3 separate regions of the Homo sapiens genome follow, and all the other regions are linked to region 1. A link is a loop called in an ENCODE intact Hi-C map of the cell type or tissue named here. Cell type or tissue: gastrocnemius medialis. All regions are shown on one strand.

The links. A loop is a pair of places that touch in the nucleus more often than their neighbours do. Peaks named below come from ENCODE experiments on the same cell type or tissue, not always from the same donor. Only the 100,000 strongest peaks of a DNase experiment are listed, where the experiment ranks them.
Region 2: a loop joins it to region 1, with 4 times the contacts of the local background. A loop is called at or near these places in 3 of 110 quality-filtered maps.
Region 3: it touches region 1 in a loop (4-fold over the local background); 4 of 110 quality-filtered maps call a loop at or near these places.

What each region holds. Positions count from the first base shown.
Region 1 is chr3:66,403,075-66,411,074 of GRCh38, forward strand. LRIG1 (leucine rich repeats and immunoglobulin like domains 1) reads right to left here. Exons shown (of 19, transcript NM_015541.3): 7 at 7,055-7,198; 8 at 4,274-4,417; 9 at 2,124-2,204. Among named protein-coding and RNA genes, the nearest start is that of LRIG1, 94 kb to the right of the region's middle. In gastrocnemius medialis, CTCF peaks have their summits at 4,865 (motif pointing right) and 5,085; DNase peaks (open chromatin) are centred at 2,797, 3,343 and 4,917; H3K27ac peaks cover 6,385 bases.
Region 2 is chr3:66,757,228-66,765,227 of GRCh38, forward strand. No RefSeq gene overlaps it. Among named protein-coding and RNA genes, the nearest start is that of KBTBD8, 240 kb to the right of the region's middle. In gastrocnemius medialis, no CTCF peak of the experiment used is centred here; DNase peaks (open chromatin) are centred at 4,064 and 6,244; H3K27ac peaks cover 3,889 bases.
Region 3 is chr3:66,660,456-66,668,455 of GRCh38, forward strand. No RefSeq gene overlaps it. Among named protein-coding and RNA genes, the nearest start is that of LRIG1, 160 kb to the left of the region's middle. In gastrocnemius medialis, no CTCF peak of the experiment used is centred here; a DNase peak (open chromatin) is centred at 4,746; H3K27ac peaks cover 1,490 bases.

The DNA.
Region 1 (8,000 bases):
TAGGTAGACGGAGTAGTATCCTGAACCCCAAGTGCCCGTGACACAGTGCCAATCCTCCTCCGGTCGTGCCAATCTCACCTCATCTCTACCTCTAGCCACTGCCCGTTCTCAAACCCAGCAGGAGTTTATGGAATCCAAATCATAGGCATCATACCATTTTCTTTATCCAAGAAGAAAATGATTCATTTTTTTCTTTTGCCACATAACCATGATAGCATCACACTTAAATAAGTGATTGCATATATTTAATCATATTAAGGAATTCTTGTTTATTTATTGTCCCAGCTTCCCCACTTGGATGCATGTCTTTCTCTCTCACCCTTTTTCAAACATACACAGAGTCTCCAGCCCCAAGATGCTGACTCAGTGGCTGGGTGGGGTGAGGCTTCGATTTTAACAAGTTCCCAGGAGTCTCAGGACCAGCTCACTACAAACAACATTATGTGAGTGAGGAAAGCAGGGGCTTGGGCTGACCTCTTGGGGCTCAGGTGGAAGAGCTGAGCCTAGTCCAGCAGGGGGACAAAGGAGAAAGCACCAGGGCACAGAGGGCGGGCACTCAGGAAGGCAGTGGCGGACTCATGCAGCACTGGAAGCCCAGGCGACCCAGGGCCAGGCACACCTCACGGGCCTTCTGTATTGAGACAGAGCCTCCTGGAAGCCATGACACCCAGGAAACGGCTCCAGGTTCCTCCGGACTGACACGCCCCACGAGGAACCTGGCAGTGCTGCCCACTCTCACCACCCTCACCCTTCAATCGGTTATGGCCGAGGTCAGGGAGGCTTATGCTGAGTGGTGGCGCCAGTGCTGAACACCTCAGCAGCCACATCCCAGGCCTGGAGCTCTTCTTGCTAAGAAGGCCTCTGCCCCACCCCACTTGGTACTTCTGGCTCTTCCCAGGTTTGCCCCGTATGGGATAAAAAGGGGTCACGTATGGGTTAAAGGCTGGGGAAAATCAGCATTGTTTTAGGGACAATAAGGAGAAGAATCACTGATAAGCATCTCCGACATGCTGCTGGAGTACAGGACGCTCAAGAAGTACCTTCTTCAGACAGCCAACAGAGCTTATTCCTAAGCAGGACCCTTGTATATAAAAGGTGCAAAAAGCCACGCTTTTCAAAACAAATCAGAAGCATCTACTATATAAAAAGACTCTCCCTACCACAGGCTCTCCTCTATCATCGAGCTCCACTAGGGCTTTCCAAATATTTACTTGACACTCGCACTCTGCTGAGCTCCCCGTCACTGGGGACGGGCTGGGGGAATCGAGCGGCAGCCGTCCTCTCTGTCTTGCCCTCCTCCAGTCTTCCCTCCGAGCTGCTAGTAAACAGTAATAATGACTCTCGTCCCCTTCCTGCACGGTCCTTGGGTGGCATCTGCAGAAAGTGCTGGTTACACGCAGAGAAAACAGGGCGGGCCAAGGGGAAGGGAACGTGGGCTTTGGAGCCAAACAAGCAAATCCTGAGCCTGCCACTTGCCAGCCGTGTAGTTTTGGGCGAAATCCCCTCACTTCTCTTTCCTCAACTAATAAAGAGGTTGCCTAACAGAGCCTGCCCTCATGAGATCATTAGGTACAACACACACAGGTGCTTGGCAGATTAACTGGCAAAATCTAGGAGCTAGCTAGGAAAAAAAAGAAAAAGACCCCAAACCATACATTCAAAATAGCTGCTACTACGACCCTTGGAAATGACGTGGTTATTTGAGATGATGGTTAATGACGAAAGTACTGACAGGAGCCCCACCGCCCTCACACCTTACTGACCTTTACACAACTTTGAGAAACCCAGTAACAGGGCAAGACTCCTTTGTACAAAGGGCAACAGCAAATTCAGCAGTTTTCATGTGAGTTGTGAGTGAAGCCCAAGAGAAGCTCCACCAGCCGCCAAACGCCGGGTTGCCAGCCCCCAAGAACCCAACACCCAGGCCATCAAGGAGTGGGGTGTCCCCCACCCTCTTCTTCAAACTCTTCTCCACAAACAAAACAAGCTCTGCCCCAAACAAAAGCCAGCTCCTCTTCCGCCTGGGCCCAGAGCAGAGAGGCGCGGGGGGCGCCACAGAAACATCTCCCACCCAAGTGTGTCCCGCGCATTTGCCGGCGGAGCTCCGTGCGGCGGATACTCACAGCTTGCTGAGGCTGTCGAGCCCTGAGAAGGCGCCGCTCGTGTCCTCTATTGTGCCCGAAATCTCGTTATGGTCCAGATCCCTGGGGAGAGGACAGAAAGCAGCTCACCGAGCAGTCGGGGCGTGAAGGGAAAGCAAACTCTCACCCAGCCTGCTGCTCGGAAGCTGAAGTCCCCTGGGTGCATGCACCCTGGAGGCACAGCCGGGACGTAGGGTGAAGAGACACGTGGCCCTGGGAGGGAAGCCCTGTTTCTCAGCCTTCCAACCAAGATGACACATGCCTTAGACAAGAAACTTCCCTGGGCTCCACCTGCCTCCCTGTCTGCGGAGGCCACACTCAAGGGAAGGGAGGTGGTGCAGACAGCCCAGTCTGTATTCTGCCCCGAGAGAGCGGACATCTGGCCCCAGCACTGAGAATCAACCCAAAAGGTTCCTTAAGGCTCCCGTCTGCTCTCATACCAACCAGAGTCCCTTTTCTGGACATGACCGAGAAACTGCAGAAAGCACATGGAAGAAAGAGACCCGGCACAGGGCCGGCCCGTGGGCGCCTCCGTACCAGCCAGTGGGTCTGGAGCCCGGAGCCCATCTCCTCCCAAGGCCTGCAGGGCGCTGACTCTGAGCCAGGGAGGACATCTGGGTGCTGAGTCAGACTTGTGACCCACTCGCCAGGATCAGAGGGATGAGGCCAACTCAGCCCAGGCCCCTCCAACAATGCAAATCCCATGGCCGATGACTCAATGGCTTCCCAGCTTCCAGGAGCAGGTCACAGTGCCCAGGCGAGACATCACACCTGGAGACCAGGCCCCCATCCTGCCCTCTCCAACTTTCCACAAGGTTCTTGGTTCTTAAATTTTCCCCCCGAGCCCTTGCAGACACAGGCCAGGGAGAGAAAAGGAACTCTTGTCTCCTGTGAGAAGCTGCAGCAGGAATCAATGCTGCCAGCAGAGAGGGCAGCTCTGACTGAAGAGTGAAATGCTGGCGGTGACCTTTCTTGTCACAGCAGGAAGGTCAAATAGTGGAGATTCTGCTGCTGGAAGGGACTTCTCCTCTCAATGGGTTCCTTCCTATCATCTGCATACTGAAAAAACCAGGAACCAGGGACCCGGGGCTGTGGCTTTGTGTGCCTGTCTCTCTGCTCCTAGCCCTGGCTGCCAAAGTTTTTCTCTCCTTTCTGGCCCGCTCAGTCTGAATGTTCCCAGCCTTGTTATTTGGGCCTTGTATGGGCTCACAGGCTGACCTGGCCTGAATAGCTTGGCTCCGGCCTCTTTCACACTCCCTGGCAATGGCTCCACATTAAAGCCGGCTCTGCCAGGTGCAAGTGCAAAGGCCTCCCTCCCTGTCACACTGGAACAGATCCCTCTCTGTGCAGTGGATTACGCCTGAGAAGGAGACCCTAGAACCCGCCACCACTGTCCTCTGAAACCTGCATGCCCCTCTCTGGGGGTTTTATGCTGACAGCTGCTTGGAAGTTCTATGAAGCCAACCATGGAAAAGTTTTATACAAGCCTCAGAAAAGCATCCTGCAGCCACTTTTGCCAACCCCATCTAATTAGGGACTTCAAGGGAAATGGCATTAGCACCTCCACTTTGTTAACTGACCCCCGACGAGGTACAAGGAGAGACACAGGATTCCCTAAGTGCTGCTTTTGGAAAGGAGGCATCTTGGTACAGGTTATGCTGAAGAAGTTCAAATGCTCAGACGAGAGATGCACTGCAGTATTCCCATGGTTTAGAGAAAAAATATTCAGGACTTGGAAGTTGCAGCTGAAGACTCAAGATGGGAAAGACTGACCCACGGCTGCCGAACTGGAGGCTGCACCAGGCGCTCAGCGTGGGGAAGCTTTTTCCAACACTAGGAGCCAGCATCCTGTCCAGCACAACGTGGGCATCACTGCTTGAGAACAACTACTTTTTAGGAGCTGCCATCCCTCTCTAGGCACCATCCTGGGGAAATGAGAGATTTTTCTGCTTAACCAGTTCTTTTTCAGTTGATTACATAAAAGTTTGAGACTCTGCACATAGAGCAAGCCAGCTTTGGATCCAATTCTGACTCGAAGCCAACGCAAATGGAGTTCAACAAAGCAGATGGTTTGCTCTATTCTGCTCTCCCCACTGGGGACCCCTTTATCCTGTCAGTAGTGGGAGACGTACAAGACTCGCAGGCTCCTGAGTCCCTTGAAGGCACCCTCCGCAATGTGGCTGATGGAATTGTGGCTGAGACGCAGGACACTCAGGCTGCTCAGCTCGGCCAGGCTCTCCTCGTCCAGCCGTGTCAGGTTGTTGAAGGACAGGACCCTGAGGAAAGGGAGGGCAGCAATGTCACCATCTAGTGTGGTTGCCCCCCAACCCCACCCCACCGGAAATTGGGCCACAGTCAGCTGGGTTTCAGTGGGAAATGACACAGATGCACACGCACGCGCGTGCGTGCACACACACACCCACACCCACAGAATCCTGGGGGTAAAAGTGGCCATGCAGCTAGAAACTCATCAGTGCCCAACACACTAGTCTGACTCGTAGAATGGGTGCATAGGTCACAGGGGCCAGGGTGGCTGTTAAACTGTGAAGACTACACACGAGGTCATGACACACAACAACTCTCAAGCTCCAGCGCCTTCATGCTGTCCAAGGCAGCTCCTGATTCAGGCTACAAAAGACCTCTCTCATAGCAGAAGCCTGGGATTCTGGAGATGACCCCGCAGCAAGCCAGGGAGCCCCAGTCACACTCCCTGCATCTGCCAGCAGAGGGCACCACTAGCCCCTGCGTGGGACAACCACACCTGTGCCTCATGCCTTAGTGGGGCAACTCCCCCAGGGCAGGAGGCTCCTGCTCAGGCCTCCCTGCCCCCATCCACGTGGACCTCAGAGCATGATCCCCTACTGCAGGCGGTAAAAGCACATGCTTTGCCCGAACCTCAGAATCAAAGCTTCCTCCCAGCACTCCTGCACCTCTGGGTTGCTTACGTGACATATTGGTCATCTATCGTTGAAAAATTGGGGCTGGGGCAGGGATAGGAAGATGGAAAATAAACTCAGAGAAGATTAATGAGCTTTTAAAGGCAGCTAGGAGCAGCATTCTTTCCCTCCTGGACAAATAAGTCAGGGTGTCTGTCAGTTAAACAGACCTGGCAGGAGATCAAAATTATATCCTCACCTGCAATTAAAGAATTTAGCTTAAAGGAGGGGTGGGAAACACATGCTGGGAAGCAATCCCAAATCTGCCTCTGAGGTTACCTGGATATGGTGCAAACTGCTAGGACTGCTCAAGCGCACTTCTGTGATCTTTGCTGCCCCTTCTAGAGGGCATGGAAGAGGGCTTCATGCCTTCCACCAGCTAGAGAGGGGATCCCGGACCCCGCAGAAGACAGCATGCCATCCCTGGGGCCACGATACACTGGTGAGTCAGAGGATGGCCCCTCACTTTAAGAATTGGACTGGCTCAGGCTTCGGGGACTTAAAAGACCTCTCTTGCTTCCCACACCTCCCGGCCCTGACCAACAAAACCAGGAGTCCCCTGGTGGGGTCACAGCTTGACTACAGAGCCTGAAAGGAGCCATCCAGCACCACATGGAATGCACAACTGCAGGCCCTGAAGCGTAGGAAGCTGAAACCAAAGGGTTAACACTCACAGAATCCAAGAAAAGTTAGGAAAGAGGCAGGACCACTGTGTTTTGCATTAGATAATGATGGAGTCACCAAAATATAAACTCCAAGTCAGTGTGTGTGTGTGTGTGTGTGTGTGTGTGTGTGTGTGTGTGTGTGTGTGGTGGGGGGAGGGGGGGAGGAGGAGGGAAGGAAGGACAGGGAGAGAGAGGAGAACACAGAAGACCAGACACAAACACCAGCTGCAAGAATCCACATTAGATTCACGCATCCCCTTGAGTTTGCCTGGTGAGGTCAAGAGAGAGACAGGACAGACTGAGGCTTGGCACTCTTAACAATCATTCACTTCAGTGGGTGAATTTTTTCCAACAGCCAAGCCTAGAAAAGGAAGAAAAAAACAAAACAAAACAAAAAAACCCACCCAACTCTTGTGAAAAATAAAGAAACACAGTAGACTAAACTGGAGCATATCAAATGGAAAGAACAGTGAAAACACAAACTATAGACTTGTAAAGATGTTCTCTGAGTCCTTAGGAATGCTGCGTTCACTGTCCAGTAACCCCACCCTGACATGATGGGGTGGCCAGGGCCACTGCCCATCGCTACCCAGGCGACAGTCTGTCACTACTAATCTCAGAACTTTGGGCAAGACAAGCTCAGTTCTCAGTCTCAACCTGGGACCCCTGTCTGGAAATCTCCAAAAGGAGCAAGAGGACCACACCACACATCTCTGAACTAAGCACGCACACGACTGCACAGGAGCCTCTGCCAGCAGGCCACTGCGGTGCAAAACAGAGAAAGGGAAGGGGCCAAGAACCTGGGCAGCTCATCTACAGGAAGGAAGGTGGCGACTCCGAGGACACAAATTCATCCACAGTCAGCGTTTCACTGTCTCTGTTTGAGCCCAAATGACCCCCTCACTGAAGAAGCACATGCTATTTGGTGTGGCCATTAACACACAGTCACTCTCAAAATGGCTCCTGTGAGCACTCTGCCATAGCTGCCCTTCCCCAGGAACTTTCTACCCCTGGAACTGTCTCCAAACCCAACAGGACCTTGGGGGCCAAGGCTCCCTGCAGGGACCTAGCTGCTACTCCTGGAGCCCCTGCTAATCCAAATGCAGAGGAAGTGAAGGGGAGATGAGGAAGGGACTGGGGCTCAAATCGCTGAGGGTTCCACCCTGGGCCTGGCTGGTTTGGGAACAGGGCTACTGGCCTGTCTCTGAGCCCTCCCCGAGGCCACTGTGTGGTGGAACGAACCAGGCCTAGCACTTTCACCTCCAAGCAGTGTCTAAAAACACTGCCACAGCCCAGAGCCGAGGACACTTACAACTCATGCAGCTTCTGGCAGAAGCTCCAGCCCTTGCGGTGAATGCGAGCGATGGAATTGTTGCTGAGGTGGAGCTGATGCAGGGCCGTGAGGCCGTAGAGCGAGCCGCTGTTCACTTCTACCAGGCTGTTGTACTCCAGGTGCCTGCAATGACAGCCATGCACAGGATGAAGAGGAGCTTTCACTCCCTTCACTGGACAGACAGCAAATGAGCAGCCACGCTGTACCTGACACTGCGGTCACACCAAGGCTAGAACAGTGCACGACAGAACTGTGGAGTCTAGTCGCACACATGTGCATGTGAGTAGGGGCTGGGAGAAGACAGGCAAATCAAAATGGATGACAGCACATGCCAAGGCCGACTCGAGTGTTCATAGGGCAAGAGGGAGCTTCCTAGAAGTGACTTTTTTGGCTGAGTAAAAGTGAACCAGGGCTGGGTGTGGCGGCTTATGCCCATCCAGTACTTGGGGAGGCCGAAGAAGGAGGATCGCTTGAGCTCGGGAGTTCGAGACCAGCAAGGGCAATATAGCGAAACCCCATCTCTACCAAAAACAAAACAAAAAGTGACCCAGGCCAACAAACGGGCACAGGAGTTCCAGGCAAGGGCAAAGCCCATTAAAGGAATAGAAAGGAGAGCGAATAGGAGGCGGCTCTTATTATCACCCGCATCTCACACATGAGGAATGTGCTGCTGAGAGAAGCCAGGTAACCTGTCTAAGACTTTACACAGCTTAGCCAGTAGGGAAGGGGCTAGAATTAATTCAACCCTGGGTCTGCCTACCAAAGGCTGGACTCTGTGCCACTGTGCTAGGAGACCCGCTTTAGCTCTGGCGTCAGACTACCTGGATTTAAATCCTAATTTTGCAGCTTGCTGGCTGAATAAACCTGCACATCTACTAACATGGAGATATCCAAGAGCACTGACTCCATGGGGTCACTATAAGAA
Region 2 (8,000 bases), 350 kb after region 1:
GTAAATTATTATTTAATACTTAGAATTATACAAATAATGGCTATTAATCATAATGATAGTAAGAATTGATATGTTTCAGTAATGTTTGACTTTTTACTATAAGTGTGCATTACTTTTGTAAGACAGAAAATGCTAATGATCAGTTTTAAAAAATAGTTTATACAGTTAGTTATAGTTGACCCTTGAACCACATGGGGGTTGGGGTCCCAGCCCACCCTGTAGTCAAAAATCCAAGTACAACTTTTGACTACCCTAAAAACTTAACTAGCCTTCTGTTGACTGGAAGCCTTACTGATATCAGAAACAATTAACATATATTTTGTATGTTATATGTATCATATAGTGTATTCTTACAATAAATAAGCTAGCCAAAAGAAAATGCTATTAAGAAAATCATAAGGAAGAGAAAATATATTTACTATTCATTAAGTGGAAGTGGATCATCAAAAGTCTTTATCTTCCTTGCTTTCATGTTGAGGAGGAAGTAGAAGAGTTCGTCTTGCTGTCTTAGGGGTAGCAGAGGTGGAAGAAAATCCACACGTAAGGGGACCCACGCAGCTCAAACCTGTTTTCTTCAAAGGTCAACTATATTTTCACAACTGTGATGGTTAACCTCATGTGTCAACTTGGCTAGGCTATGGTGCCCAGCTGTTCGGTCAAACATCCATCTAGATGTTGCCGTGAAGGTATATGTCAGATGTGATAAGAAATTAAATCAGTAGATTTAAATCTACATTGAGTAAAGCAAACTACCATCCATAATGTAAGTGGGCCTCCAACAATCAATTATTTGAAGGTCTTAGGAGAAAAGACTGAGATTCTCCGAGAAACAAGGAATTTTGCTTCTAGATTGCTTTCAAACACAGGACTGCCATAACAACTCTTCCTAGAATTTTGAGCCTGTCCCACAGATTTCAGCATTGCCAGTTCCCACTGTTACATGAGCTAATTCCTTAAATTTCTCTCTCACTCTCTTTACACACACACACACACACACACACACACACCCCATACAACCACATCCTACTGGTTCTGTTTCTCTGGAGATCTCTAATAGAACAACCAATTACAAGTGCTAAAAAAAATGCTAAGTTCTTCACTGAATTTGCCCTTCACTCCAAGTTAGACAGGATCACCAATATTATTCCCCTTTTTTGGGTGAGAAACTTGAGGCCTACAAAAGCCAAGTGCCTTACCCATAGCCAAAAAAAATTGTTCATAGCACAATTGAGGTACGAACCCTTAGGGCAGCTGATTCTAGTTCCTGTAGAACTGGTAACGTGGTACCACAATCACCTTCCAGCTCATTAATATCTAGCTCCAGGTAACTCTGGGGGCATCAATGGCCAAGTGTTATGAGGTGGGCTTCCTAAGGAAGGCTCCTGTACATCTTCTGAGAGCATCCCACTCATACGCAGGTGTAACCTATATATCCTCTCTCCTTTCTCTTGAAACCTGGCCTCTGGATGTTCTTCATCTACTCTCTATCGTTATTCTGGACTCTCTAAGAAGTGGATGGGTGGCTGGACTCTCTAAGAAGTGGATCACGCCTGTAATCCCAGCACTTTGGGAGGCCGAGGCGGGCATCATGAGGTCAGGAGATCGAGATCATCCTGGCTAACATGGTAAAACCCCATCTCTACTAAAAAAATACAAAAAAAATTAGCTGGGCGTGGTGGTGGGTGCCTGTAGTCCCAGCTACTCGGGAGGCTGAGGCAGAAGAATGGCGTGAACCTGGGAGGTGGAGCTTGCAGTGAGCCGAGATTGCGCCACTGCACTCCAGCCTGGGCGACAGAGCAAGACTCCGTCTCAAAAAAAAAAAAAAAAAAAAAAAAGAAGTGGATTGGTGATGTGTTTAGGCCTCCAGCAAAACTGGCTACTTAAGAGGGAAAATGAGAATACAGGCAAATTTTGTGTTTATACATGCACATACACACATACACATAATTTTTCTCTCACTTTGTCTGTAAGGTAAAGGAGTAGGGAAACCATAGTCTTGTAGCGTGAAAGGTTCTTAATGCCTACCTACTACTGTGCCATCTTGCTTAGGAACACATTATTTTCCTCTAGGTTACTATAGAACAGTCTATGTTGTGCAAAGAAATCACAAACAGGCATGTGTCACAACTCAGTCATAACACATCCCTCTGGTTTTCTGGAGCTGTTAGATCTAGCTCCATTTCCTTCCTCTGTCCTTACCTTACTTCAAGGTCAAACAGTCTGGGTTAGAGCGCTTGGTGACAGAGTAAGAAAGAACCGTGTTTGAGGTGGACTTGGGTTTTAGTCTCAAATTCAGCATCTACTCCAAGGCATTTGTCCTCCATTATATTTCAGATCTGAAGGTCATTTCACAGTTTCTGAACATCGTCACACAAATTCGTGTTTGAAATTCACAAGATAGTAAAGTTAAGGTAAAGATTATTTTCTCCAATATGTATTATTGTCTTCAATACGTATTACTCTAAGATTATTTCTCCAATATGCTAAGATTCAAAGAGATAAAGTGGTCTTGACAAACAGCACAGCTAGGGGAGTGGCAGTCGATGTCCGAGGATTCTAAATCCAAGGCTTTCCCTTCGACACCACATTGTGTCTTTCAATCAACAAATGCTTTTTCTAAAAAACATCTAACATGTGCTTGATACAGCGATGAACAAAGCCGACAGTTCCTGCTCTCCTGGAGCTTACATTCTACCGGGGTCACTTTCTGAATGAGTTACATCAGTGGTTCTTTTTTTTTTTTTTTTTTTTTTTTTTTTTTTGACAGGGTCTGGCTCTATCGCCCAGGCTGTAGTGCAGTGGCATAATCTTGGTTCACTGCAACCTCTGCTTACTGGGCTCAAGCCATCCTCTTACTTCAGCCTCCTGAGTAGCTGGGACTACAGGCACACACCACCATGCCCAACTAATGTTTTGGTATGTTTTGTAGAGATGGGGTCTCACTATGTTGCCCAGGCTGGTCTCAAACTCGTGAGCTCAAGCGATCTGCCTGCCTTGGCCTTCCAAAGTGCTGGGATTTCAGGAATAAGCCACCACACTCAGCCAGTGGTTCTTAACTAGGGGTGATTCTGCACCCTAGAAGACACATGGAATGTCTGGAGGCATTTTTGGTTGTCACAGTGGGAGGGGAGGTGCTACTGGCATCCAATGGGTGGAGGGCAAGAATGCCACTGAAAATCTTACAATCCACAGGACAGTCCCATTCAACAAAGAATTATCCAACCCCAAATGTCAACAGTGCTGAGGCTGAGGAATTCTGAAGTGAATCAACGATTCTCTTCAATCTACGTATAAAGAATAGAATCTAAAATTCAGTTTAAAGTAAGAAACACCAAATATACATGATGTTGGTTCTGTCATGTAGAAACTGTATGGTGAATTGAAATAGGAAGTTGAAGAGATTTCTCCAAAGGAAAAGTTTTAAAAACACTAATTCAGGCAATGTGAAAGAAGATTTGTCCAGCTACAAGCGAGACTGATAAATTGCTGTAATAACAACAATACGCTACTTGTAAATACTGTTTTCACGTTATTGTGGCCTCTGAATTTCCCAGTAGTCCAGTCAAGGAAAATGAGAACCACATACTCAGATAACTAAAGACCTGCTCTTTGCATGAAATTAAAACATCACCATTGCATATTCCGGGAACCGACTTTTTTTTTTCTCACTTTGTGGCCCAGGCTGGAGTGCAGTAGTATGATCTCGGCTCACTGCAACCTCCACCTCCTGGATTCAAGAGATTCTCCCACCTCAACCTCCAGAGCAGCTGGGATTACAGGTGTGAACCACTGCACCTGACTAATTTTTTTGTATTTTTAGTAGAGGTAGGGTTTCCCCATTGGGGCCTGATTTTTTAACTTAAATGTCTAACTTCTGCAAAAGCAAGGAATCCTTGCAGGTAAAAAAAAAAAAAAAAATAATACAAGTCTTAGTAAGACAGTGGGATAGCTAATTCTAGAGTTTTCTTTTCCAAGCCGAGAGAGTAAAGTGGAAGTGAGGTTACTGTCCTGAGCCTTGCAACTATGACCCTCAGGGCTATCTGGTTACCCGAGGTGGCACTGTTTACCAGGGCTTGGAGCAACAGCTTTCTCAGGCCTTGACAGATAGAAAATGGCTTGTCCAATTGAGTCTTCCCTTCTTTTTGGTAGTAACGAGCCAGGCTTTTCCTTAAACACAAATTTTTGGACGCTAATCAACTCTCATGGAAAGAATGAACAGGAAATTGAATAATAATAAGCTAACCAGTAGCTAGGAATAAGTTTTAACATTATATTTGCACCCATAAACATGTGTGACCTTAGACAAGTTATTTTGGCCCTCAATTTCCTCATATGTAAAATGAGAAGGGTGGATTAGATGTCTTATGAAATCCTATGAATCACAAGTTGAGAAAATAAATGATGCTCGTTGCGATTAAGAAGTGTTCACGATGATTCCATTCTCCTCTTCTTGCTCCGTCTCTCTCTTCTGCTTGATTTTCAATACAAAGTTTTGCTTTGTTTTGAGACAGGGTCTCACTCTGTTGCCCAGGCTGGAATGCAGCATTGCGATCTCGGCTCACTGCAACCTCCACCTCCCAGGTTCAAGCAATTCTCCTGCCTCAGCCTCCTGAGTGGCTGGGATTACAGGTGCATGCCATCATGCCCAGATGATTTTTGTATATTTAGTAGAGACAGGGGTTCACCATGTTGTCCAGGCTGGTCGTGAACTCCCGACCTCAGGTGATCTGCCCACCTCGGCCTCCCAAAGTGCTGGGATTACAAGCATGAGCCACTGCGCCCGGCCAATATAAAGTTTTAAATAAAATAAACAGAATGCCATTTTTTTTCTGAAAAAAAGTGAACTGATAACACTAGGCTGCATGAGCTCTTATCTTGGAGTCAAGTGCTAAAAATCTAAATCAGCAATAAAAATACATAAATAAAAAGCTGGGAGTTTACAGAGCAAGGGCAGAGGTTGTGCCCCTGTCTGATTTTACTCTGCTTGTGGTCAAGGTTGCCTTTTGTTACAAGTGAGCCCAATTACAATCTCTGGAGGGCCCTGCGCAACCCACTTATTGTGATTAAAAGGTCACTTGAAGCCCTGTCTGAGTTGTTTATCTTACCAAAGGTGGTAGAGGTTGCAGTTAAATGTACAGGTATTCTCAGGATCTGGAATCTTTATTTTCTTTGGGTGTTTGTGTTTTGGGGGCTGGTGGCTAGGTTGATCCTGTCAGTTTAGGAGGGTGTGTGTGTTTGGCACAGGCCTCAAATCAAAACCAGCAACTTTGGTTTACAGACTTTCAATCTGCAAAGTTTTTCTGAAGACACTCAGCTTTCCAATTTATCCTAAGTTCTAGGGGGATTCCAATAAATGACTAGCAAATCCAAGAGCGATGCTGTCACTCTCTCCGGTGAAGACGATGACAGGGCCCTCCTTGGTTGTCTGGCAACCTGATGACTTCCCTTGGCCCTGAAACTCTCCCACCAACTTGAATGAAAGAGGTAACTTTCGGGAAATCCTTGGACCCTGGGTCTGTTGCACCCCAGCTGGCTTCCAGAGCCTTGGTTTTCATACCTCACTGTGGTCTGGGAAATTCCTCAGAAAAATTTGTTAAGACAATGTTTTTATCAGTGGATCGTATCAGAAAGTAGGCAATTTTCATTTCAGGGATGAACAAGACAAATGGAGCGTTCCTTACCCACGGCAGGAATAAAATATGCAACTTATTATCCAGTAATAAGGCTCAGATTAGAAAAATTGGTTATTATTTTATGGCCCTTAATGAACCAGGTCAAGCAAACTCGATGCTCCCAAGTAACCCTGAAACCAGGTGGTTCTAGCTCTTTAGGCTCCCTTCCCAAAAATCTGTACAGCAGCTTCCTGGAGCTGGCTGGAAGGAGTTGAGACTGTTGGAATTTGGCCTGGGTCTGTAAGTCTTTAGCTAACAGGGGCCTAATTCAACACTTCTTCAAAAAATCAAAAAGACAACGAGTGTACTTTTAAATCACCCTGAGGTTTGCAATCTTTTTGATGTCTTACTCTCTCTGCAGAAGAAGACCTCCATTTTTCTTATCATCTGCAGCACCTCTCTAGGTGAGCTATAGAATGTGTCGTGCCTTAAAAAAAAGTCTCATTGTCTGAGCCTCTCATACTTGTCTTTCAGCATGCTGATTTGCTCTGGCTACACTTCTGGAAACTGGCAGCCTTAGGGAGGATTTTGTGACCAGTATTATGATTTTGTTGTGAGCTTGCCAGTCCTCTTCTGATTCCGGTTGAGTCAGTCTTGTTGAGTCTTGATGCTTATTCTCTCTTTGTTTACTCCACAGGAGATTTCATCACAGTGCCTCCGGCAATGGACTGCATACAATTTTCTGTATAGATGATGGGACTCGATCTTAAAATGTATTCCAAGTATTGGGCAATCCCTTTTCAACCTCCTTCCCAAATAGTACTTTTTAAAAATTATTATACTTTAAGTTCTGGGATACATGGGCAGAACGTGCAGGTTTGTTACATAGGTATACATGTGCTATGGTGGTTTGTTGCACCCTTCAATCAGTCATCTAGATTAGGTATTTCTCCTAATGCTATCCCTCCCCTAGCCTCCCACCCCCTGACAGGCCCCACTGTGTGATGTTCCCCTCCCTGTGTCCACGTGTTCTCATTGTTCAACTCCCACTTATGAGTGAGAACATGCAGTGTTTGGTTTTCTGTTCCTGTGTTACTTTGCTGAGAATCATGGTTTCCAGCTTCATCTATGTCCCTACAAAGGATATGAACTCATCCTTTTTTATGGCTGCATAGAATTCCATGGTGTGTATGTGCCACATTTTCTTTATCCAGTCTATCATTGATGGGCATTTGGGTTGGTTCCAAGTCTTTGCTATTGTGAATAGTGCTGCAATAAACATACATGTGCATGTGTCTTTATAGTAGAATGATTTATAATCCTCTGGGTATAAACCCAGTAATGGGATTGCTGGGTCAAATGGTATTTCTGGTTCTAGATCCTTCAGAAATTGCCACACTGTCTTCAACAATGGTTCAACTAATTTACACTCCCACCAACAGTGTAAAAGCGTTCCTATTTCTCTACATCCTTTCCAGCATCTGTTGTTTCCTGACTTTTTAATGATCATCATTCTAACTGGCATGAGATGGTATCTCATTGTGGTTTTGATTTGCATTTTTCTAATCACCAGTGACGATTAGCTTTTTTTTTCATGTTTGTTGGCTGCATAAAGGTATTCTTTTCAGAAGTGTCAGTTCATATCCTTTGCCCATTTTTTGATGGGGTTGTTTTTTTTCTTGTAAATTTGTTTAATTTTCTTGTCGATTCTGGATATTAGCCCTTTGTCAGATGGATAAATTGCAAAACTTTTCTCTCATTCGGTAGGTTGCCTGTTCACTCTGATGATAGTTTCTTGTGCTGTGCAGAAGCTCTTTAGTTTAATTAGATCCCATTTGTCAATTTTGGCTTTTGTTGCCATTGCTTTTGGTGTTTTAGTCATGAAGTCTTTGCCCATGCCTATGTCCTGAATGATACTGCCTATGTTTTCTTCTAGGGTTTTTATGGTTTTAGGTCTTACATTTAAGTCTTTAATCCATCTTGAGTTAATTTTTGTATAAGGTGTAAGGAAGGGATCCAGCTTCAGTTTTCTGCATATGGCTAGCCAGTTTTCCCAGCACCATTTATTAAATAGGGAATCCTTTCTCTATTGCTTGTTTTCGTCAGGTTTGTCAAAGATTAGATGGTTGTAGATGTCTGGCGTTATTTCTGAGGCCTCTGTTCTGTTCCAATAGTCTACATATCTGTTTTGGTACCAGTACCATGCTGTTTTGGTTACTGTAGCCTTGTAGTATAGTTTGAAGTCAGGTAGCATGATGCCTCCAGCTTTGTTCTTTTTGCTTAGGATTATTTTGGCTATATGGGCTCTTTTTTGGTTCCATATGAGATTTAAAGTAATTTTTTCTAATTCTGTGAAGAAAGTCAAAGGTAGCTTGATGGGGATAGAGT
Region 3 (8,000 bases), 260 kb after region 1:
AAAGACTTAGTGCAAAAGAGAATGTAAAGCACTTAATTACCGGTATAGCTGAATGTTCGAGTCCCCCCCAAAATTCACTTGTTGAAACCTAACCCCCAGTGTGATGGTATTAGGAGGTGGGCCTTTGGGAGGTGATTAGGTCATCAGGATGGAGCTCTCATGTATGGGATTAGTATCTTTGTTAAAGAAATTCCAGAGAGTTTCTGTGCCCTTCTGCCACTTATGAACCAAGAATCTGTCCCTCACCAGATACCCCTGCCAGTGCCTTGATCTTAGACTTCCAGCCTACGGAGCTATCAGAAATAAATTTTTGTGATTCATAAGCCACCTGCGTTATGCCATTTAGTTATAGGAGCCTGAATGAGTTAAAATAATTATTAATTTTTAAAACTGATTACACATTGAAATGAAAATATTTTGAGTTAAGTAAAATGTATTATTACAATTAATTTTATCTGCTTGCTTTCTTCTAAATGTAGCTACAGAGAATAAACATATGTAGTTTACGACTATAGCCACATTATATCTCTTTGGAACATCACTGGCCAAGACAATGAAGGAATAGAAAAGACTTACGGTATAGACAATTAATCTAGCTGAAAACATAGTCAGTCTGAGCAAGGTTTCTTGCTCCTAAAATTAGAAAAGAACTCCTGGACTGGGTGAGGAGGGTCAAAGGCATAACGTGAGAGCTAAGACGCAGGTTCATTCTTGTGACCTGCATGACCCTTAACTCTCTAGCCTTATCCCTGGAGAGGAGATGGCGTTTTCCCCAGATAAGGTTTTGGGATCAGAGGGAAAGGTACTTGTGCCTCCTGTGCCAGGCAGAGTTCTGATGAGGCAGCAAGATTCCAGAAGAGAGGACTGTATGGTCATCCCAGCAAACCAGGCCTTAACAGCGTCATTACATTTCCCACGCTGCAGGAGAAGAATTTCTACACATCCCCAGAGTGGCACAGACATAGCAGAGCAACTACTAGATTTATAGAAGCTTTGGCTGGGCATGGTGGCTCATGCCCGTAATCCCAGCACTTTGGGAGGCCGAGGCGGGCGGATCACCTGAGGTCAGGAGTTCAAGACCAGCCTGACCAACATGGAGAAACCCCGTCTCTACTAAAAATACAAAATTAGCTGGGCATGGTGGCACATGCCTGTAATCCTAGCTACTCTGGAGGCTGAGGCAGGAGAATCACTGGAACCTGGGAGGCCGAGGTTGCGGTGAGCCAAGATTGAGCCATTGCACTCCAGCCTGGGCAACAAGAGCAAAACTCCACCTCAAAAAAAAAAAAAAAAAAGAAGCTTCGCAGATAGGATCAGGGGCTGACTCAGCAGAAATCTGAACAGACTGACAACCTAAGAAGATAAAGGATGATGGGAGTCTCTGTGCAAATTGCCTTAGGTCAAATTCCCTAGAAACAGAGCCCAAGATGGGGATTCTTGTGAAAGTGACTGCTTGAGGTAGTGTACGCAGGAGAAACCTGAAAGAGAGGAAAGCAAACAGAATAGGGCAGGGGAAGAAATTAGGCAGAGACATGGCTTCAGGAGTAAAGCAGCCTCTGCCTGATCCCATGGAGAACCCTGCAGTGTGAAGTTGCATCACAGAATTTGTTCCATCTTGAGGCACGAAGGCCGAGCTTTAATGCTGCTCCGTCCATCATTAGTTACAGAGGGACCTGAAGGGGCCTTTTTCATCATCTTCCAGGCTTTTCTAAGAGAAGTGGCTCCACTCAGCGGAGGACAATACTCCTGAGAATGATGCAGACCTTCAGCAGCCAGGGGATGAGAGCAGGAGTCTGGGGAAAGAGGACTGTGCTGAGCACCCACAGCATCTGCCACATGGAGAGGATTCAGCGGGAGAGTACATGAACCCCCTTCCATTGCCTTGGCACAACGGAAGTCTCATCCTTGGCATTGAGCAACAACTCTCGGGAAAGAGGGAAGATCCTAAGTCAGTAGAAATTAATTTTTTCCCATCTTTGTTGATAGGAGACTTGATATAGTACTTAAGGCAAAGAATTGAAAAATAAAATTTTATTTCTTACATACCTGAATTATAGATTGAGATTCACTCTTTATTATACAGCAAGCTAAATAAAGTTGGGTACAAGATGTATATGAGAAAAAAAGAATGTCCAATGGCAAATATATATGATTTTCTTATAAAGTAAAAACACACTGGGCACAGTGGCCCATGCCTGTAATCCCAGTGCCTTGGGAAGCTGAGAAGGAAGTGTGGCTTGAGGCTAGGAGTTCGAGACCAGCCTGGGCAACACAGTGAGATCCTATCTCTAAAAAAAAAAATTGTAAAAATTAGCCAGTTGTGGTGGCATGTGCGTTTAGTCCCAGCTACTTGGGAGGCTGAGGCAGGAGGATTGCTTGAGCCCAGTAGTTCAAGGTTGCAGTGAACTATGATCACGCCACTGCACTCTAGCCTGGGTGACAGAGAGAGACCCTGTCTCGAAAAAAAAAGAAAAGAAAATTTAAAAAAAGTGAAAACAAAAAGAACAAGATTTATAAATCTTTTCCAGTATGGGCTATTGGTAATTCTGGTGAGAAATATTTACACATTCTAGTGGTTACATGATGCAATGTCCAGGTGGATATTAAATGGACTGTGACGAACCTGGAATGATGGTACTGACACTGTAAATATCTCATTAACAGATTGCCCCAACCTGTAAAAAAGAAAGCTTTTACTGACTTATTCATGTGGTCACCGTATTTGCTAGAGAATTTTACACACATTTAGATGTGTTTAATTCAAGGGAAAAGCAATCATCCGGACTAGAGGAAGTTGCCAATAGCTCACGGGACTAAAATTTTTCATGTGTGTCGTTTAACATGGGTCCACGTAACAGGTTTTTCCTATCTGTATTTGACAGATTAATTAAATCAATTCCAGTTTACATTTTTTATCCTATTCTAATTTAGAAACCATCAGCTAAGACTTAGAAAGCTCAAAAAAAAAATCAAAAACAATAAAAGGCCAAACTCCTAAGTGTATGTAAAGAAAATACAAATTTGGCAGGGCGTGGTGGCTCAAGCCTGTAATCCCAGCACTTTGGGAGGCCGAGGTGGGCAGCTCACAAGGTCAGGAGTTTGAGACCAGCCTGACTAACATGGTAAAACCCAGCCTCTACTAAAAACATACAAAAATTAGCCAGGCATGGTGGCGTGCGCCTGTAATCCCAGCTACTCGGGAGGCTGAGGTAGGAGAATTGCTTGAATCCAGGAGGTGGAGTTTGCAGTGAGCTGAGATCACGCCACTGCACTTCAGCCTGGGCAACAGAGCAAGACTCCGTCTCAAAATAAACAAACAAACAAACAAATTTGCCAAATGTTTGCCAGCACCAAGGGTACTGGTAAGTTCTTCTTTCCATTTCCCTTCCAAATGCTGCTGCTCATTATACTACTTTTCCCTTAATTTGATTTAGAACTCATATGCAGTCTGTACTATGATGTTCTTGACTACTTGCTGTACAATTTATCTTATTCTATCAGGTCATTCGCTTACTTAACTCAATGAATATCTCTTGGGTATCTACCACATGCCAGGTGCTGTGCTAGGCAGCAAGGATCCAATGGTGTACAAAACAGGTCCTGCTCTGGTCTTCATGAAACTTATAATAGGTACTTGGTCATCAACTGGGCTAACAGAAGACATCAGATCTATATATTTAACCTGGTTTCTTTCTGTCTGTGTGTGTGTGTGTGTGTGGTTTTTTCTGAGACAGCATCTCTCTCTGTTGTCCAGGCTGGAGTGTAGTGGCATGGCCATGGCCCACTGTAGCCTCAACTTCCTGGGCTCAAGTGATCCTCCCACCTTAGTACCCTGAGTAGTTGCGCACCACCATGCCTGGTAATTTAATTTTTTTTTTTTTTTTTGTAGAGACAGGGTCTCACTATGTTGCCCAGGTTGTTCTCAAACTCCTGGTCTCAAGTGATGCTCCTGCCTCAGCCTCCCAAACTGTGGGCATTACAAGCATGAGCCATCATGCCTGGCCTCTGGTGGTTTTTGTTCAAAGTAATATTTGTAGCTAGTCACAGAAACATTGACTAATATCTACTGTTCATCAAGGGAAGGTACGTAGGGCTGTAAAGATGTCCTCACCATTTCATCCTCATAATAACCCACTTATTCCCAGTACACAGAGGAGGGAATTTGACTCCAAGCCCACACAGCAGACCAGGCCCTAACTTCTCTCTCTTTTTTTTTTTTTTTTTGTTTTTTTTTGCTTTTCCCCTTGAAATTATTTAGTGGATTGTGCGTATTATCACATCAGTCCTATTCCTTCTGGTTTAAAATCTCCTCTGTTTCTTGGTGGTAATTTTCACCATCTGCTCCGACATCCCCTTGATCTTGATGTCACATTGGAAGAGAACTGATAAATCAGTGCCTGCAAGGACCTATGATGGTACCAAACAGAGAGAGAGTAGAGTCTGTCAATGAAAATCTTTCAGAACTAAAAGTCTGCATCTCTGACAAAGGGCTTTCAGGTGCTGCAGCAAAGATGGTTTTTCGTAAGTAAATTTGCTCCTTCTTCCTTAGCAATGGAACACTCATTCTTTAGCTGAGATCATGACCCTCATGGATGACATCTCTTAGTTTCCTTTGCAGCTAAGGTGACCATGTGATTAAGGTTTGGCTAACGGTATGCAAGAAGAGCGGTCTGTGCAACCGCCAGGAACTATGCCCTGAAAGAAAGGTGATGTGTCTTTTTATAGCTGTTCCTTTTGGCTAGAACACAGACATGAAGGCTGGGGCTCAAGCGGCCAGATTGGAAGTAGTGTGCTGATGATAGTGGAGCAGGAACTTGGAAGGAGATTGTATCTGATGATCAGGGAGCACCTTACCGGCCCTGGACTGCTTACCTTTGGACTTTGTGTAAGAGAGAAATCAACTTCAATCTAGGTTTTGTGACTTTAGGTTTTGTATTACTAGCAGCCTAATTTAATCCTAATGAAACAGGCACTATAACAGGAAATAAGAATATCAGCCAGTGACTTTCCTGGTATACTTGAGTCAGGGAATTACTGGTTCTGCCTGCTTATGATGCTTATCCATATACTGTCCTTAAGCCAGAATGAAACTTGACTAGGAAACTGGGCTTATGAATGATCAGAATGTATTCCAGCAATTGTATTTCAGGTGGCAAAACCCCTGCTTCTGGAAAGTCCTGGGAGAGTCACCTGCCCCTCAGTCTGGCCTTGGTATAACTTTCCCCTTGGGAAGCACATGTCTGTGAAAGCAGCTATTGCCTCTATCACCCCAGCCTCTAGAGTCACTTACCTAGCCCGGAGGAGTTACAAACTACCGTAATTGTCTCATATACAAAATGACTTTGTAAAAAGAAGCCCAGAAAACAGAGAACAAAGAACAGGATCAGAGCTTCAGTTTGAAAATATTGCTACAGAATGGATTTGGGCTGGGGGTGGAAAATTGGGAGCAGGGAGAAAAATTAGGAAGGTAATGAGATAATCCAGGAGACAAATGTTGAGTGCTGGAGCTAACGCATTGGGAGTAGAAATGTAAAGGAAGCAACAGCTTAATTAGAATTGTTGTGGGCATGAGATTACATAGTGATTATTCATAAAGGGAAAAGAGGGCAAAAAAATGAGAGCCAGTAAAAGAGATGGAGAAGGTAAAACTATAGGGGTAGGAGGAAAAGCAAGAGGGTGGGCATCACAGAACAGGGTACGTTTTAAAGAAGGGAGTGGTCAACAGAGTCCAAAGTACTAAAGAGGTCAAGAAGGATAAGGAGAAATTATATCAACTGGCTTCTATTGGTTTTGGCAATATGGTGGCCATTGGAAACTCCATCCTGAGCAGATCTGCTAAACTAATGTGCATGGAAGCCAGATTGCAGTTGACTGAGGGATTAAGACCTTTCTCCATCCTAGAATAAAGGAAGGAGTGGGATGAAGGGTCATTTCTTTGGGATTACAGGAACTGCTAACACAGACATCAGGTGAAAGCAATTCTTACAAGAATCTTGGTTTGATATCTTAGAACACTTTCAATTCATACTGATGTTGTCTTTGGCTCACTGGAAATGGTATGAATAAAAAAACTTCAGCATTTTGACTGACCTCAACTTTTTGGATGTTTTGACTACTACCCAGTCAGTTGGGCCAAAATCAACTAAGAAATTATGCACATGGGTGTGATAGTTAAATACAAAATGTTTACTGTCTGTCCCAAGAGATAGTAAGGAAAAGTTCTGTTAATTAGGTCCTGTGTACATTTCCATTATCATGGCTAATTACCTGTTTTATTCAATGATATACTTTGTTAATTACCACTAGTGCTCTTGGTTCTCAGCCTATTTTAAACATCTTACAATGCTTTCTTTATCTTCTAGGTGTAATTACCAGCCTAGCTTTTGTTTGTATTAAGAAGGCAAGATACATGGAACACGATGTGCAAATTACAGAAGCTACCCCGTCTTTGCGCTTTAAATTGAGAAATGTGGTCAGAAACTGGTCACATTTTAGAGTTAGAGGTGAAGTTATTAAGGTTATTTTGTGCAGCAGTTCTCACCCCAGGAGCAGACAAAAGATTTCTTGGTGGAACATGGGAATTTTATTCTATAAGACAGAATCAGATGTTACTATCAAATACATTTCTATACTACTACTACAGTTTTGATCCTCAAAACTTTTCATGTGTGGCCACTATGACAACAAAATGTCTATAACATTGTGTTTCTCAGAAAAAAGTAGACTTTTGATTTCTATCACAAGTTCCAGGTTGTTGAAAGAGTGATTGATGGTTTATGAGATATTTGAGGCATTATCTGCATTTTACAAGGGGAAAAACTAAAGTCCATCTGGAGGACAAAGGACCTTCACAGAACTGCCAGTTGTGGAAACAGCAAAGTTAGAACTGAAATTCCTCCCTTTTCTTTCCACTAACCTGAACCCCACACAGTCCATGCTGAAAAGGGAGGATAGGTGAGGTTCTGGGGTCACACAGACCTTGCTTTGAAGCCTGGGTCCCTCCCCTCTAAATCTCACTTGCCTCATCTGGAGAATGGGAAGGACAGTAGTTGCCACAGTACTGGGATTGTTTTGATGATTAAATGAAAAAACGTATGGGCAGTTCTCACCTTGTGCTTGGCACATGGTGATTTCCCAACAAACATCAGCTGGCTTTAACAACACAGACCCAGAGCTGGCTGTGGCTTTGCTGGGTGCCCCAACTCCAGAAAAAAGTCTAGCATCCCTGTAAATGGAAATGTGATCAGTCTTCACCAGATTGGCATCTATTTGCTCTTTAGACACTTGCTGATGGTCAGTTTCAATTTAGACCCAGCAATGGCAATATTCAAACATCAAAAGCATGTGGGTAAAAACATACTCCTTTTTTGTTGTTTTCCACATATGTGTATCTAAATAAATTAATTGGTTGGCCACCACCATATAGGGTCCTATGACTATCTGAGGCCAAATCTATTGAGGCCAGAGGGTAGAGCAATAAGGAGTATTGAACTTCCATCATATTTCCTGAATACTCTGTGATCTACTAGAACTTTGGGAAAATTACTTGACTTCTCTGTGCCTTTGCTTCCTCATCTATACAGTGGAGGTAAAAGAGTACCTACCTCTTGGGTTATTGTGAGAATAAAATAAGATGCTGCACATAAAGTGCATAGCCAAAGACAGCACATCGTATGTCCTCAATTACTGAGCCATTAGCATTGTTTCTGTCTCCTCTGCAACCACGACCATCTCATTGTAGAGCTTGGTTCTAATCAGGATCAGGATATACAAATGTCATATGCAATTTGTAGAATGCTGCGGGTTTGATATTTGCATTGTTAGTTGTGTGTTTGAATTCTGTCCTCCAGATATGGTCTTACAAATTTTATTTATCCAAAAAATATGCAGTGATGATCTTTATTGAGCCTTTGAAATCTACTTTAAATGCTGCTGTATACTATATACAGCAGTCCTAAACTTCCAAAAGTAAAATACATCTTCTTGACAATGGGCAATGC